2 separate regions of the Homo sapiens genome follow, and region 2 is linked to region 1. A link is a loop called in an ENCODE intact Hi-C map of the cell type or tissue named here. Cell type or tissue: IMR-90. All regions are shown on one strand. Each heading gives the region's core, and the rest is flanking DNA. Links, peaks and the distances in the headings are about the cores only. Region 1 has its middle 110 kb from the start of NABP1. Region 2 holds the start of LOC729254 (hCG2045843).

What was found. Peaks named below come from ENCODE experiments on the same cell type or tissue, not always from the same donor. Only the 100,000 strongest peaks of a DNase experiment are listed, where the experiment ranks them.
Region 2: it touches region 1 in a loop (4-fold over the local background); 9 of 110 quality-filtered maps call a loop at or near these places.

What each region holds. Positions count from the first base shown.
Region 1 is chr2:191,561,427-191,569,764 of GRCh38, reverse strand. No RefSeq gene overlaps it. Among named protein-coding and RNA genes, the nearest start is that of NABP1, 110 kb to the left of the region's middle. RefSeq lists an enhancer at 4,562-5,761. In IMR-90, for the core only: CTCF peaks have their summits at 518 and 3,318 (motif pointing left); a DNase peak (open chromatin) is centred at 3,304; H3K27me3 peaks cover 246 bases.
Region 2 is chr2:191,786,606-191,794,943 of GRCh38, reverse strand. It overlaps LOC105373812 (a long non-coding RNA gene), which reads right to left. Exons shown (of 3, transcript XR_923718.3): 3 at 2,491-2,609. It overlaps LOC729254 (hCG2045843), which reads right to left and starts at 2,104. Exons shown (of 5, transcript NR_157850.1): 1 at 2,023-2,104; 2 at 1,485-1,669. In IMR-90, for the core only: no CTCF peak of the experiment used is centred there; DNase peaks (open chromatin) are centred at 4,053 and 5,033; H3K27me3 peaks cover 181 bases.

The DNA of each region.
Region 1 (8,338 bases), core at 273-8,272:
TGTTTTGTTGCAGAGGTGGGTAGTGCCTGGATAAGTCCTCACGCTCATCACATTCAGCTCAGGCTGGCATCAGGGCTTTTGAGGCTGTATCATTGGTAAGGCAGTGTCTGTTTAAAATTACCTTGCTAGGCCAGGCACGGTAGCTCACGCTTGTAATCCCAGCACTTTGGGAGGCTGAGGTGGGAGGTTCACTTGAAGCCAAGAGTTCAAGACCAGTCTGGTCAACAGAATGAGACCCCCATCTCTACAAAAAAACAAAAACAAAAATAAAAATAAATTAGCTGGGCATGGTTGTACACACATGTAGTCCCAGCTTCTCAGGAGGCTGAAGCGGGAGGATCAATTGAGCCCAAGAATTCAAGGCTGCGGTGGGCTGTGAGGGCTCCACTGCACTCCAGCCTGGGCAACAGAGCAAGAGCCCATCTCTTAAAAAAATACATATATATTACCTTGCTAGCCCAGAGGAGTCTCGAACTGGAGTCAAGTTGAGGACTTGCTCCAGGATCTTCCAGAATAATGTTCCCAGCTCCCCACTGCCACCTCAGCTGAAACTGGGATTGCAGTCTGTATCCATACACTCCCTTCTCTTATCCTCCCCTCTCCCCCTCCCACAGAGCCCACTTTCTGAGCTCTGAGCTCTGCTTTCTGCAGGCTTGAAAGAACTTTACTGGAAGCTCTGGCAGAAAGTTAAATTGAATAAAGATCAAAGTTAATAAATTTCCTGGTAAACCCACAGATGGTCCACTTTAAAGGCAATAGTCCCATTCACTTCTGATTAAAATAAAAATTGTCTATAAAGAAACTCCCTAGAACAAAGTTGAATGATGGAACCATATTAAGAGAGCAGTTCATTACCCTTAAGTGAAAAATGCACAAAGTCATCATTCAGAGGCAGTAATGGAGTGGTGATGGTAAAGAGGTAATTAAACCTACATTTAGCTGAACAATTTGGGAAATCCTCCAGGGCACTAGAAATAGAATAGTCTCCCCAAAATACATACTATCTTCAGGCTACCTAGATGATCAGATTGGTGTCACATTTTATGCATAGGTCCAGTTACCTTTCAGTATCAGAGTGCAAACATTAGAAGCAAGTTCTGCCTATGGTCACTAGTTTGGTTTCTTTGTTTTTGGAGAAAGCATTTACTTGTATCCATTTCCTCATCTCCTAATATTTATCCCCATTAGCAGGTGCATGTTACCTGATCAATCTGGGGGAGGCATGTACTTGCATAATCACCTTTCTCCTCCCTACCCCCAGGGCCACCTCCCATTTCCCAACTTTTCAGAAACAATGAACTTGGTAGAATCTTATCAATTTTATTAAAGAATAGAAATGTACTGTTAATTATGCAAAAATTGGTGGCAACATTAATTAGACTCTGGATCACTGACATTCCTCATTCCTTCCCCTTTTCTTTCCATGTCAATGGAGTATGCAACCTTATTTACAACAAAGACTTTCTTAGGAAAAGTATAAATTATAACATTCTATTTCTAAATTCCTTAGCCACAGACTCTTCTGTAATCTTGGTGGGTCCTGTTGTTTGGAAAAGATGAAGATCTCCAAGATTTACTGGAAATTTGTAGGCAAACTTTGGTCCAGCTCTCCTGTGCTCTCTGCACTTTTTTTTCTTTTTTGAGATGGAGTCTCGCTTTATCGCCCAGGCTGGAGTGCAGTGGCTGCAATCTCGGCTCACTGCAACCTCCACTACCTCCAGGGTTCAAGCAATTCTCCTTCCTCAGCCTCCTGAGTATCTGGGACTACAGGAGCGAGAAACACACTTGGCTAATTTTTGTATTTTAGTAGAGACGGGGTTTCACCATGTTGGCCAGGCTGGTCTTGAACTCCTCACCTCAGGTGATCCGCCTGCTTTGGCCTCCCAAAGTGCTGGGATTACAGGAATGAGCCACCGTGCCCGACCTGCTCTCCGCATTTTAGAGATGGAAAGTGCTAACTGTGGAGGTGAAGTATTTCATGAATATATGCAGACACACAGCAAAGACAAGTCGAACCTGTATAATGATAGTGTGCTTTAGATTTTATGGCCAAAGCTAATTTTAACTAAACAAAAAAGGCTGCCCAAATCTCCAAATTCTTACCCCAATTGCTGCTGACTTAGAATGATCCTGGCGAGGTCAATTACCATCCTCTTAACTCTATTTTCTTCTGACGCTCTCTATCAAGTTCCACTAAGTATATCAAAAATTAACAAAAAACTCTTTGACTTCCTTAGATGGAAAGGAATCCAGGCAGATTAATAGGACACAGTATTGCAATTCTTAATCATTGAGATTGCTGAAGGCTGGCAGGTGTAATTAAACAGTCATCAGCCCATAAACTGCGGGTGAGAGTTCAGTGCCGATGTGTCAAATTGGACAAAGTTAACCAGAGGGCTCACCTGAGGAATGAAACTGGGAGACACTCAAGCTTTAGAGTGTCCCATTAGAATCAGGCAGTAATTATAAAACAGGATTCACTGAGAGCTCTTTCAAATTCCAGTGAAGAGCTCATTTCTGAAGCCATTTGTTAAGTTATTGCAGCCAACTATTGCCATTGCTGCAATTGCTTTTGCAGAGCCAAAAAAGAAACTAATTTTAGCTACCTCTTCTACCTCTTACCTTTCCTAGGAAAGAATTTTCTTCAGAGAATCTGAAAGTTGAATCTTCTAGTAATAAACACTTTAGAAGATAGAAAGCAAGAAAAATCTCAGTCGAGAATCTTTTCACAAAGTAACTAAAGAGGCATTATTGGAAACAAGTGGAGAGGAATGGCAAACTGTCACAGCTGTGGCTGCCTGCTCTTAAAAGTAGGAATGCAGTAGAAAGAAAATCCTTGTGGAAAAGTTAATATGACTGTGGATGCTAGGTATGCTGGTGCTACCCCTGGGCCTGGGAGTAATCACCCACTCCAACCAGCATAAACTCCAGGGAGCATGAGATCTGGATCTGACTCCCCTTAGAGCTCAACAAACACTTCTAGGGACCCACAGAAAAAGGCGTTGCCCGTCTGGGTGTATGATAGCGTTGTTTCGGTGGAGAAGCTTCTTCATTATTCAGGAACACGGTGAATGATTGAAACTTACTCCAGCGCCTGGGGGCAAGCAATTTATGATGAACCTCCATAAATGGTTTTTTAAAATCACCTTAAAATTAATGCCTTCTATAGCCCAGAAGAAGGTGGCGGAGGAGACGTGAAGCCTCTTGAGTTTGGACCTCAGGCAAGGAAAAGTTGGGTCTGGCTATAAATGGACCCTTGAGGTGAGAAACCTGGGGACCTCGGATACGATTGTGGAAGTGCCTGTGCTGCCCCCATGTGGACAAAATGGTTCTCTTCATGGCTTTGCTCCTTTGACTCTAGGTTGAGGGTCACAGGATATAGGATTGAAGTGGTGAATATTCTGGGATCTGCTGGTAACAAAAAGAAACATTGCTTTAGTGTTCAGACCAACACAAGGCTGGCTTTGCCATATAACCCTGGACCTGCTGGCATTCTGCACTCTTCTTTTTTTTTTTTTTTTTATTACTCGCTTCTTGCTACACATATTTGTTGAGTTCTGGCCATGGAACCATGATAAGCTCCTGGGATGGTCAAAAGCCTGAGGTGCAGTCCTTGCTCAATAAGCAGATAAGATAACCCTCACATCTATGAATGCGATCTGATAAGGTGGCAAAGAGAACAGGGAAGCAAAGTTGTGTGAGCACAGAAAGAATAGAGAAGGACTTATTCCTCCAGAGAAGGCTCAAAGAAGGCCTCGGGGAAGAAGAGGACTTTGGAACATGTTTTGAAATCCAGGAGGATGTCCCCATGTGGGGGAATAGGAGAAAAGTGCTGCAAACAGAAGGAACAACATAAACCGTAGCACAGGGACCTCACTCCTCTTGGCGAAAGTGCAGTAACCCTTGTGGCTAAAATAAGAGGTGACTGGGTAAAGGAAGGAGGACTCAGTGTGAGACCATACAAGGAGGTTGTGGACAAAACAGGAAGTGTTTTACAAATGCTTGAACTTTATCCTATAGACAGCAGGAACCACTGAAGTCTTTTAGAGCAGATAAGATGTGATCAAAGTATTACTTTTAAACAGTCACTCTGGCAGCATTGTGGAGAATGAATTTTGGAGTCGGTGTAGAACCTAGAAGAAGGAAAGGAGAACAAAGGCTACGGTAGTATTGGCCAGGGGAGAAATGATGAGGTCTGGGTGGGGCAATGAAGTGGCAGGTTTTAAAGCAATATTTCTGATAGACAAGTGGTAGGCTTGGAGATTTATTGGATGTAGAGGTTGAGGGAAAGGGAAACAAAGGATGATTCCCAGGTTTCTAGCTTGTGTCTAGACTAGAGAAATGTTACTGCCATTAGCCATGGGAGGAATTATTGAGAGAGGAAAAGATTGTGCAAGGGGGATATTGAGCATTTGTTTTTGGTCACGTTAGGCTCGTAACCAGGGCTGCACCATGAGGAATTGCAAATGTAGGTCTGGACCTGAAGTATTTATGACCCATTTTTATATGAGAAAATTGAGGCTCTGGAATGTTAATGTGTCCAAAGATTCCTAATAGGTGGTGATGTTTAGTCATCCTTGTGTCTCTGGTTTTAGCATAGTACCAGAAATGAATAAATGCCACGCTATTATCTGAAAGCCAGAGAAGAGAGAGAGGGCAGAACCTGGAAAACACCAGATTCCAAGGACAGTCCAAAGAAGATTGGGCCAGCAAGAAGGACTAAGAAAAAGCAAAACCCAGGAATGAGAATTCCAAGAAAGAGGAAGAGATTCACATGTCAATGCCTCAGAACTCAGAAAGAATGTAAATGGGATATCTGAGGTCATTTTTTACCTTTAGTAGAGAGGTGACTATGCAAGCTGGTTTGGAAATGACTTGGGAGAGAGTGAAAGGTGAAGCCATAGGAAAAAAAGTCAGACTAGACTTCTGTGAATTTAGACTTCAAGCAAGATAAGGAGAGGCAGTAAAAGAGTTGGAGATTGAGGGAAGGTTTTCTGGGCTGGATGGATGGTTGCTTTTAAAGAAAAAAGTAGATTTGAGTATGTTTATGGGCAGAGAAAAAAGCTCCCATGGACAAAGAGAAGCCAGAGATAAAAGTCAGTGGGAAACATGAGGATGGGCTAAAGAGAACAGGTGATGGGGTAACTTTACAAAGGAGCATTTACATCTAATCCTCCAAAACAGGAGGGGAGAAGAAAACACGAACACGGAAGCTCGCCTTAAAAAATCAGCTTCTAGGCTATGGTTATTTCTTGATTACATATCATGAATTTCTCCAGAAGTGCCTGATTCGAAGAATCTTCCATAGTACCCACAGCAATCGATGTTGAAAAGCCAGAAGTCCAGTTTTTCTATTTTATTTGGCATAGGCAAAATGAAGTTTTTACTTGCAGCTTTTATTTTCTGGTTTTTATTTTGAGCTATTTCAACCTGCAGTCAACAATGGAAAATATCAGACCAAAAGGGACATAAAAGGAAAGGGCCTTCCATTTCACCATTAACTTGCCTTCCAGGAAATACCACCACTAAACAGCCACAATAAGCCGCACCACAGTGCTTCCCCTCAACTCTTCATCTCTTGGTTACCCTGGACGAGTGAGGGACCATTGACATTCCCCACAATGGAGTTCAAAACTGTACAATTGACATTATAGACAGTAAAATATCCATTGGTATCTACTCCTCATTTCAATTAGAGTCCTCTCCCTGAACATGATCCTCTAAAGCCGAGCAAGAATTCTGAGGTCTTTGTTCTCCACACTTTCAGTTTTATGATACAGTCCGATCAACGAGAGTTCTAAACTTTACACACAATTTTAAATGGCAAAGCAGCTCAGGATTTTGACTGACTAAATATATTTCTCTAATTTTATAATAATTACCCTACTTCCTTTCTTACATGTACTATTTATATCCTGAAAAGATATCAGATCTGAGAGGGTCTACATAACTGAAGCTTTAGTTTGGATTTTGTCAAAATGGGGAAGAAATGTAAAGGATTTCTTTTTCTGAAACCACCTTTCCTCTTAATACTCTGGAGGTTTGATAAATGTTGCATATACCGCCACCTGCCTCCCACCCCCACTATCCCCAAATGTACCTTACAAAGTTTTGCAAATGGCAAGCGATGAATGGTACAAAGACCACCTGCTTTTGGCTGGGAAGAGCCAAGTCCAGGTCTTAACATGAAACACCTATTTTAGTCCTGATGTTTTCAATGGATATGAACTTTATGACTACAGGGTACACTAAGCCACACTGCAGACAACATTGGGATTCCTTTGCGATCAACCACACCACATCAAACTGCACTCTATTCATGCTCTATCTACAAGTCTTCCCAAACTTATCTTCTTTTCTTGCTAAACTTCTATTTCAAATTTTTTATCTTCCTCCCCTTTATATATCAGCATTCTCTAGAAGAAACTAGAGCATTTTAGATGGAAAATGTAGCCTTTATGTAACAAAAAGAAATTTCAAAATTGTATCTCTTCCCCAAATCTTTCTAGGTCATATATTGTGTCAAGAAGATAGCAGGCTAATGTCACCCTCTAATGGAATAGTGTTTTCAGGGATTTAACTGCTCAAATGGACCATCCTTAAGGTTATTCAACTTTTTGTTCTGACTCCATTTCACCAATCACCTTCTTAAAAAGATTTTTTTCACTTCAAATTCAATTCTAACTCAATCTTCTCTTGCAAACCAGTTTCCCATTTTGACTTCTTTATATTGTATTTCTAACAGTTTTTTAATAAAATTAATATATGTTGGTGGAGCGCTGTGGCTCACGCCTGTAATCCCAGCACTTTGGGAGACCGAGATGGGCGGATCACTTGAGTTCGGGAGTTCAAGACCAGCCTGGCCAACATGGCGAAACCCCATCTCTACTAAAAGTACAAAAATTAGCCAGGGATGGTGGTGCATGCCTGTAATCCCAGCTACTTGAGAGGCTGAGGCAGGAGAATCGCTTGAATCTGGGAGACAGAGGTTGTAGTGAGCTGAGATCGTGCCACTGCACTCCAGCCTGAGTGACAGAGCAATTACATTAGTTATGCATTGTTCGTATGTGACTATTCCTCTAAAATACGTGTTTAAAGTCTTTGGATTCAAGCATATTAAGATACCACTGTTTATTTAATCAATCTCTTACTATCAAATATGTAAGTTGTACCCAGTTTTTTCAAGTTATCAGAAATATTGCAATTAAAATCCAGCTATATTATTTAGTGTATCTTACTATTTCCTCAGACTGATTTCCTAGAATGGGAGGCAGACAGTTTGGATGGAATCCTAGATTTATTCCTTTCTATTGGTGTGACTCTAGGCAAGTTGTTGAGTCTTTCTTTGCCTTGGTTTATCTGCAAAATGGAGATTATGATAACACATAATTCATAGGATTGTTGAAAAATTAAACTTAGTAGAAGTTCCAAATAAGTATTTGCTGTTGTTATGAAAACCTTTAAAGTTTTCAATGCATATACAACATTTTAGGATGTTAAAACTAAAGTTTGACCCTGCCACTTGGAAACAATAGTCTCCAGAACCCACACTCTTAACTGCTAGGTTTACTAACACTCATGAGCATAACAACTCCAGTTCTAGGAATTTAGGCTGAGGAAATACATGACAGACACACACAAAGTAAAATACATGCAATAGATGTTCCACACCGAAGTTAGGTGCCTGAACAAAATGTTCAAAAGATAGACAAAAAAGCTAGGCTTTCTACTTTAGATCACTCAGGCAAAGACTAAACAAGTGCTGAGTGTGGAAGAAGTGGATTTGGGAGGTGATGTCTTCAGCTAAGCCATGCTGTGACAGCCTGCCCATCACCAGAGAGAGGGGAGCATGGTATCTCCCACCACAGGCTTAGTGACTTCTTCCTTTGCTGTGTCCCATCCTCTGAGAGGCCAGAAGATGCAATTAACAAGGAGAAAGAGGGAAAGAAAGGAGTGAGAGAAGGTGACCAAAACCACGGTGCAAAGAACAGGTGCCCCGTTGAACACAGACCTCAGGTGGGACAAGGAAAGGAAACGTCTTACCTGTGAAAAAAAAGACTGAAGTTTGATTAATAGCTTGGATTGTATACTCTTAATTTCTGAATCAAGCCAGCATTTGTGGCTTAGAACATAGGCCAATCTACTCCCCAAGAGCAAGCAGAACAGAGGGGCATCCAAGTTCTCAGCCAGTGAGTAGGGGAAGCTTCCACCACCAAATACATTTTTAAGTAATGATAGGAGACACAAATGAGGAATCCATTATGCTTGTCCAATGGAAAGGCTCCACATAATAATAAAACATTGCCGCCCAGAAAACTTGTCTCAATTTATATTCCAA
Region 2 (8,338 bases), core at 219-8,218, 230 kb before region 1:
ATTACTATATAACAAATGTTTTATAAAGATGAAAAAATTAAATAAAAAAAGAAACACATTATCCTTAGATAATATTTTAAATCCCAACTCCACAATGTCCTTGACAAGTCCTTGAGACACTGTTAGGCTCATTTTACATTTTACATTTTACAGAATGAAGGAACTCAATCTTGGACAGCTTAAGTAATTTCTTAAGGATATCCAGAATAGTTGAGTAGGAATTTCAAACCTGCTATCTTGCCTCATCTTTTCCACCTGAAAGCACTTCTCTCAGGAAGGATCATAATGCCCTCTCCACATCTTTGTATTTGCTTGAATAACTCTTACTGGCCTTGGAGGACTAACTTAGATATTACCTTCTATAGGAAGCCTTCCCTGGAACCCCACATCTGGATTGGATTCTTCTTGTATCTGTCCCCATGATACTCTAGGTATACCACCCTCTGTCACAGCACTGCACTTATCATGGTGTAATATAGTTGCCTATTTCCTTGTGGGTCTCTTCCACTCACCCCAATCACTGAAGTATCTTGATTACTAGGGACTATGGTCTATTCAATATTCTATTCCCTCAGGTTTAATATGATGCCTAGCACATCAGAGGGACTCCAATGTTTACTGAAGAAAAAAATCAATGGTCAAATGAGTGGATGCAGACTCCAAAGCTCACACACCCTGCTGCCACAGGTTAAGTGGTATCTCAGCCTACAGCACACCGCCTCTTAGATCAAGTGTGTAGCAGCACCAAGCACAGGACCCACTGGGAAGCCAGCACTCAATAAGCATTTTCAACAGTTAAATTCAGGTGGACTCCCCAGAGTCTAAGCCAATTATTTCAGTGAAGGGCATCAGCTTTCTCATATTTCAAATCAATCAAGACTTTGTCAATAGCACAGCAGTTTAGTCCTACTATTGAAAACATAATTAGTTTCTCATTATTTAAGTGGAGGAAAAGGATGAACTATATGTGAGTGACTTAGCAGTAGTGCAACTACAATGTTATTGTATGAAATTCAACCTAAGCAGATATGACTGAAGATAACACTAAGACTAGAAAAATAAAAATAAGGACTCCCTTTGCATTTAAAAGAAAATTCTAGTGCTTTGCAAGTATACAGGTAAAAATTAACTTAAAAAAATGAAATCACTCTCTTTTAGCACCAGAGTTGAAGCCTTTGTTGATAAGACACTGGAGAGCAGTTAAAAGAGTGGGGAGGGAAATACAGTGGGTGACAAGAATTAACCCTGATACTGAAAAGAGAAACAGGAAGAGGATATGGGAAAACACGATGAGAAAGTCTTGTTCTTTAGCACTCTGGACTTCTCTTTTTACCCACATTCTCTTGGGCATAGAGAATAATAAAAAGTTAAATTTAATTATTACCTCTATATAAATGCTTCCTGTGGTAGACAGAATACTGCTCCCCACCCCCACAAAGGTGTGTATGTCCTAACTCCTGGAACCTGAGAATAAGTTGTCTTACGTGGCAAAAGGGACTTTGCAGGTGTGTAGATTTTCCTGGTGGGACCAATGTAATCACAAAGATCCTTATACGTAAAAGAAGGAGGCAGGAGAGTAACAATCAGAAATACTTGAAGACACTCAACTACTCGCTTTGAAGATGGAAGAAGGGGCTGCAAGCCAAGGAATTCAGGTGGCATAGAGAAGCTGGAAAAGACACAGAGACAAATTATTTCCCTGGAGGCTCCAGAAGGAATGCAGCCCAGCTGACAACTTAATTTCAGTGAGACTCATTTGAGATTTCTGATCTCCAAAGCTATAAGAGGATAATGTGTATTGTTTCAAGCCACTGCATTTTTGATAATTTTTTTTACAGCAGCTGTAGGAAACTAATACACTCACAAATTTTGCCTTGTGAACCTGAGCTTCTGACATTAGGCTGTTTGTGTCTCTATTTCAGTTTACCCCTGACAATCCCAATGCAACACATCCAATACTAAGCTCGTCATCCTCTTCCCAACTATGATTCCTCTCCCAGACTATCCTACATGGTCTGTTACCCTGCCTTTCTTCCAGGTCGAGGCTAGATGCCTGTGATTCTTCCATATCCTTCTCCCTGCTCCCCAATCTATCTCCTCTCTTGCCTGTTCTCTGGATAAAGGTCCACTGAATAACACTGTTTTCTACTCCCATTGTCATAATCCAGAAAAGAATTCTAATTCTATAAAGAATTAATTCTAAAAGAATTTAAGGTGGCTGGCATGGGGAAAAAATAATGAACAAAGAAATGCTGAAAGAAAAGAGAATGGGGAGACACCCTCAAGTACATCTTCAGGAAAGAGGGAAGGGATTTTCCGACAGGCAGTGAGTCTTCATCATATAAGCTGATTTAAGGATCTTTCAAACCTGAAAATATGCAGTTCCTATGGTTAAAGAAAGTGAGGAAGACTTGTACAGAAATCAAGTGAACCAGTCTTTCCAAAATACTCCAAAACTGCTAGTTCTACTTCACCATGCCTCGAGTTTTTACATGGCACACAGCTATGGTTTTTAGCAACCCGCTGCCCAAGATGTGAGGATGGTATATATGAGGTGCTCATTCTTTCCACAGCAGAGCAGAATCAGGTTTCAGGATTCCAGTCATTCCCTAAGATAAAAGTATCCAGCAAGAAAGAGTTAGTTCATGGAAGGTCTGGCTGACCTAGTTAAGATAATATTTCATCCTGTGAAAGTTGTTGAGAGAATAAAATATGTCACCAAAAGCTCAATTAGATAAGGAAACTCTCTAAAGGGCCAAACTCTTAGAAACCAATAAAGGGGAACGGTTCACTTTCTAGTGACAGCTTGTCACATACCAAGAGAAATGTCCCTGCTTAGGCAGTCTCAGGACACCAGACACTGACTCTGTCCTGACATGCCCTACAACTCTAAAGTCATTCAGTTCTGGGTTTTGGAAAACTGTATTTGTAGAGACATATATTCTATTGTGATCTTTATATTTGGGTTGTTTTTTATTAAGCCATCCAGAGTGTGTAATTTCCCAAGACAAACGAAAACAACTGACCATCCCCAAAGGGTCAGTCCCCAACAGGATCACTGAGATGGACATCCGACATTTCTTGGTGGCAGTAACCAATGACATGCTACAGTTACTGGAGTCTCAATGAGGATCTCACAGTCTCTGGAGGCAGTAACCAATAGTGTGCCACTATTCTGCTCCCCAAGCCTCAGGGGAGAGTCTGGTGAAGACTTGCCCACCAGAGCATAAGACAGATTCTATCCTAAATTGGGTCCGCTTTTCTTGCCATTTTAGCCAATGACAATCTGTACTTCTTAAAGCCAAGCAATGTCTTGAACTTTGATGTATACGTAAATCATAGCTCAGCTTTAGAAATTTAAAGATCTTGGAAACGCATGTAAATTAGCGTTCAAATGTCTGCCTTTCATCTCCCTCCCACTTTCCTTCTTGCTCTCTTATACGAAAAAGGAATGTGAAACAAATGAACAACTTGATCAAACTGTGTTTGTCTCACTCCTGCCCAGAAGACAGAGTTGAAATGAGCACAAATTTAAGTAGTATAAGTATCCAAAATTTCAGTGTTCTTATTCCCTCCAAATGGCTATCCATGAATTAGTCCCAACAAGCCCAAGGTGAAGCATTCTTCCTGGTTCTGCCAGTAAAACTTCATAAATAAATAAAACCACCAATGAAAGATACTGCTGACATTGTATAAACTATATCCAGTCATATCGGAAAGATAAGATCTATCCTAATTATAAGAAATACAGGAAAAACTCTCTTTTATAAGAAAATTGAAACCAAAGAAAATATTTCATTAACTAAATCCCATTCCTGAGATATTCTTTCTTAAGAGTATACTTCTGATTGCTTTACTCTCAATCTCAACTTTAATTGTTGAGATTAAAGCCTTGGGAAAAATCAGGACAGCAGAAGTAATCACTTCAAAAACAGAGTGTTCACTTATAGATAAAATGTCTAAAACTAGGACAGTGAGTGAGTTTGCTATGAAATAGGAGAAGATATGCTGCAATCAGGCTGATGCAGACAGAATAGAGAGATCCTAGGAATCCAAACAGTGCGGTCTTCTATGAGACTGTGTCACAGGTCTGTAAACAGTCATGGTTAAAATGCCCAAATAAAGAGTTGTAAAAGATGCACCCTTAGCTAAATATTTCACAAAATCATGATTTTCAGGGTTGCCTTGTGTAAATGGATCACAGAGAGTTAAGGAGACAGAAGATGCAGTGGTTTTAACTGAGTTGTAGAACATTCCTTTAAATTCTGAAATGGTTCTCTTGAGAACTGTTTCAGTGCTCACTGAATTCCCAACGTTTAAAAATATGTCTGAAACAATCATTGCTTAATTTCATCCCTCGAGACCCACCCTCCAAAAATGTCCTGTGGCACATACGTTGTTACTTTCTAAATTAAAGTAATTCAAAATTGGCTTTATTCTATGAATATAGGGAAATATTCCCAGCTTCCTTTCAGACCAGTGCTTTAACTTTAAAAATAATAGTGTAAAGAGAAGGAAATAACATTCGATGTAATCAGATGTCTCGTTTTTTTAAAAGAGAACTTAAAGAGATGCTCCTATGTACCACACAACTTGCACTTGTGACTAGAGTCATTTTCCTTACCCAGAATTTCCACCTGAAATAGAAACTAGGCACTAGACAAATACTCTCAGCATAACAGAACTGCAGCCTGTCTATGATCATCGACAGAAAATGAGTCTGTGATCTGCACAAACATAAGCAGAAAGAGCAAGGCAACGTCTTTCCAAATACATTCAAACATATTTGAAGTCTCAACTGTAATGCAAACTGCTTCATGGAAAGGTGGATTCTTTTCAGGGCTGAAGTCATTCTTCCAGAATGCAGTAAGTAAAGTGCTTGGCCAATAAGTGCTTTTGAGCTACCAAGGTAATATTTTCCAAACTTCACTCCAAAGAGCAATAGTCCTTCCGAAATACTATAGATACTTCTTAAAAATTCATTTAAGTAGGCATGGGAGCTTAGGAAATTCCCACTTTACCACAGACTTTGCCTTTGCTATGCTAATGTGTGTTGAGACTCTCTAAGAGTGACTCATACTTACAATATACTTATTTGACCAAAAACTCTTTTCACGGAGTCTTTTAGCGTCTCATGGGGTCCCTAGTGCTTTAAGGAACACAGTTAGGAAAACGTGGCATTCATGTAATATAAGAAAGACTATGGAGTAGTGGTTGCAAAATTAGAATGAAGTGACAGTCATTCTAAAGCAGTCCTGTTACGTGTGATACTGCCATCTAACCCAAGCAATGGCATCAAGTACTTTGCTACACCAACTCTCAAACTTCTACCAGTCATCTGAAGTTGCAGATTTGAGCCAAGTGATAAATAATTGTATTCTGTAAATCATTTGGGAGCATTTCTCCAGATCTCTTTATAGTTTGCTCCTGAAATTTTATGCAATTGTACATTTTTGGTGCCAGGACTATCTGGCTGTACATTTAATTTTCAGTTTTGTTTCAGAGCCTTGTCATTTCATCAATCAGAGCTATTCCATCTGCTGAAATGCTGACAAATCCAGCTGCTTTGTCACTTCTAATCAATTTCATTAACATCTCCACGTTCTGTTTCAATTAGTGGCCTATTCTTTGCACTGTTTGATGACTTGATACTACCTACCGTCTGCAGATTAAAAATCAAATTACAAATTGCTTTGTCCTTGGCATTAAAAATCCTTCCTTCTTTACCAAATCATTTCCATTTAGCACGTTTACCCCTCTTAAGTTAAATTAAGCTCTACCACATTGTGAAGTAAGGGGTTCAATTGTTGTGCAAGGAATGGATCCATACTGGGATGTTCTTCTTGACATTCACTTAATCCTTCTGCCCTCATTCAGAATTCAATCTTCTTTCATCTAAGCCTTTCTATTGTTGTGATTTTTTTCCACACATTACTTTAAACACCTACTTGAAGTGTTATTTACTTGGTTATAATCCTCACTCATTTTTTTAATTCATCAGACACAATACCAACATTGTCTATTTTCTGCAATTCTTGACTTAGAAAACTGTCAAAGAAGAACCAGTTGGACGAAATCATCCTTGTTGCTGATTATATTACTACCCAAACCCAAACAATGAGGAAGTAGCCTTTGAATGCGATTTTTCAAGTAGATATAATACCTCTGCTCTGTTTCCTGTCTTTCTCTAAAAATCAGTCCATGCTTACTTATTTTAATTGTAGAGAATTGTACAAATTTTTACTTTTGTTAAAAAATGCAGAAATAGCATAGAATTCTGACTGTCCTTTCCCGTGCTTTGTGTCATAACTGACAGCATGGAGCTTTAGTAGCCTAAAGCGATACAGCAACAGTGCTGTGGGTCATGTTTTTAACTTTAATGACAATCTGTAATTGCCTGCAGCCTGCCTCATTTCTGGCCCTGCTGATTTCTTGAGGACCTGTGATAACACAGCTCCAACTTGGTCCTCTAATCAGGCTCGTGCCCTCTTTTATGTGTTTTTTATATTTTTTCAGGGTTATCAGTCTTATAGTAAAGTAGTCAGAGTCTACAACTCTACCTCCTTCTTCAGGGCATTCCAAAAAATTAGAATTTCCTTCTAGCCTGCAAGCTTTCACAACCGTCTGCTTTTTCCTGTGGCTGGAAGTGGTGAGAGTTTGAATAGCAACAGCTTTGCTTCAAATTGAACTGTCTGATACCGACCATGAAATCCCCTTTAGCTTTAATCTTTTTTAGACATTTGAAATTTTCAAAATACTGCTTGTCAGGGTAAGTTCCCTTTTCCTCCAGTATAGCTGGTTCACATTTGACTTGCACTTAAAAGATGTTGCAGTTATTTCATTCTTCTTAGAAATATTACCATCCTTGACTGTTTACAGAAACATATGTGTGTTCATTTATTAAAAAAAATGGTTTTTGATCACCAACTAAGTGTTAAACATTGTCTTAGAAGGTACTAGAATTCAACAGGGAACAAAGTCTCCATCTCATGGAGGCAGACAGTGGTTGAGATAGACATGATGGCTAGAGAGAAAGGGGGCCTATGACATTACCATTAAACAGGCAATCAGCATAAAGTAAGAGCCAGCTGGATGTGGTGGCAAACAGGCTGGGAAAGAGGACGTCAGGAGCCAGACACCCTGGTTCAAATCCTGCCCCCTCATTGATTAGCTGAAATCTTAGGAAAGTTGATTAACCTCACTGTACCTCATTAGCCTCATTGATAAGATCGAGACAGTAATGGTTCTACCTCAGATATTTGTTGTGAAGGTCAAATAACTTAATACTGTAATGCCCTTAAAGAAGTGTCCAGCACATAAAAAAGTGCTATCAAGTATTTGTAAAATTAAAAAAAAAAACAGATAGTAGGAAAGCATTATGATCTGGGAAGTATATTTTGCTCTGGGAGTTCATTGCAAGTGTGCCTAACCTAGTGTAGGAGAAGTCAAGGATGCTCTTTAGATCTGAAGGAGCAAGAGTAGCCACTACAGAGTGAAAGTAAAGAGAATAGAGTGGTGTCTGTATAGCTAGAACTTAAAATGCCCATGAAAGACAACTAAAAATATCAGGACAACAGTAGGGACCAAATTAAAGAGATTGAGACTTTCAAATTCCAGAAAGCTAGAGGTCAAGAATATACATATTAATAGTGTAGAAAACTATAAACATCATGGATAAAACAGAAAAATATCCCAAAATGCTAAAATTTAGAAGATCCCCAAGATACTTGAAAGAGTAAATAGAGCCAATAGAAGAAAGTGCAGCCACTTCCCTGATTGTAAAAGTAGGAAGCTAATTTCCCAACAAAGTAACACAGATTCAAAATAAACAGCGGCTTCCTGGGAAAAAAAAAAAGCCACACAGAAACAAAAACAAAAACTAAGATATTCTGGAGATATATCCTTACTTTTGAAGGAGGTGCCACCTCCCCCAACCCCAAAAAGAAAAAAAAATAAACTGATCGAGTTGGAAGAAAAGCTCATTCTTAGAATAGCAGCTCTTCTCTTATCAAGTCTTCTTAGCAGTTTCCAGGAACAAAATACAACTTTGTGGTTTATGCAACCCACACTGCCTACATAAAGATGGATGGCAACAGCTTAAGGGTTGCCCTTCCAATCAGTGATCTAAAATAGATTTCATATTCTACTCCAGGGTATTATTCTATTTCCATTAGATTGAATCACATGAAATTGCCATTTTTGTAAGTCAAAAATGATTGAGTAGCAGCATTTTCATATGCTTAAACCTAATATATGTTATGGGAAATTTTTAGTTTGTTGTGATGCTTTTTGCTGAAAGATAAAACCACAAGAGCTGCAAGTGTGCTCTCAATTTCCC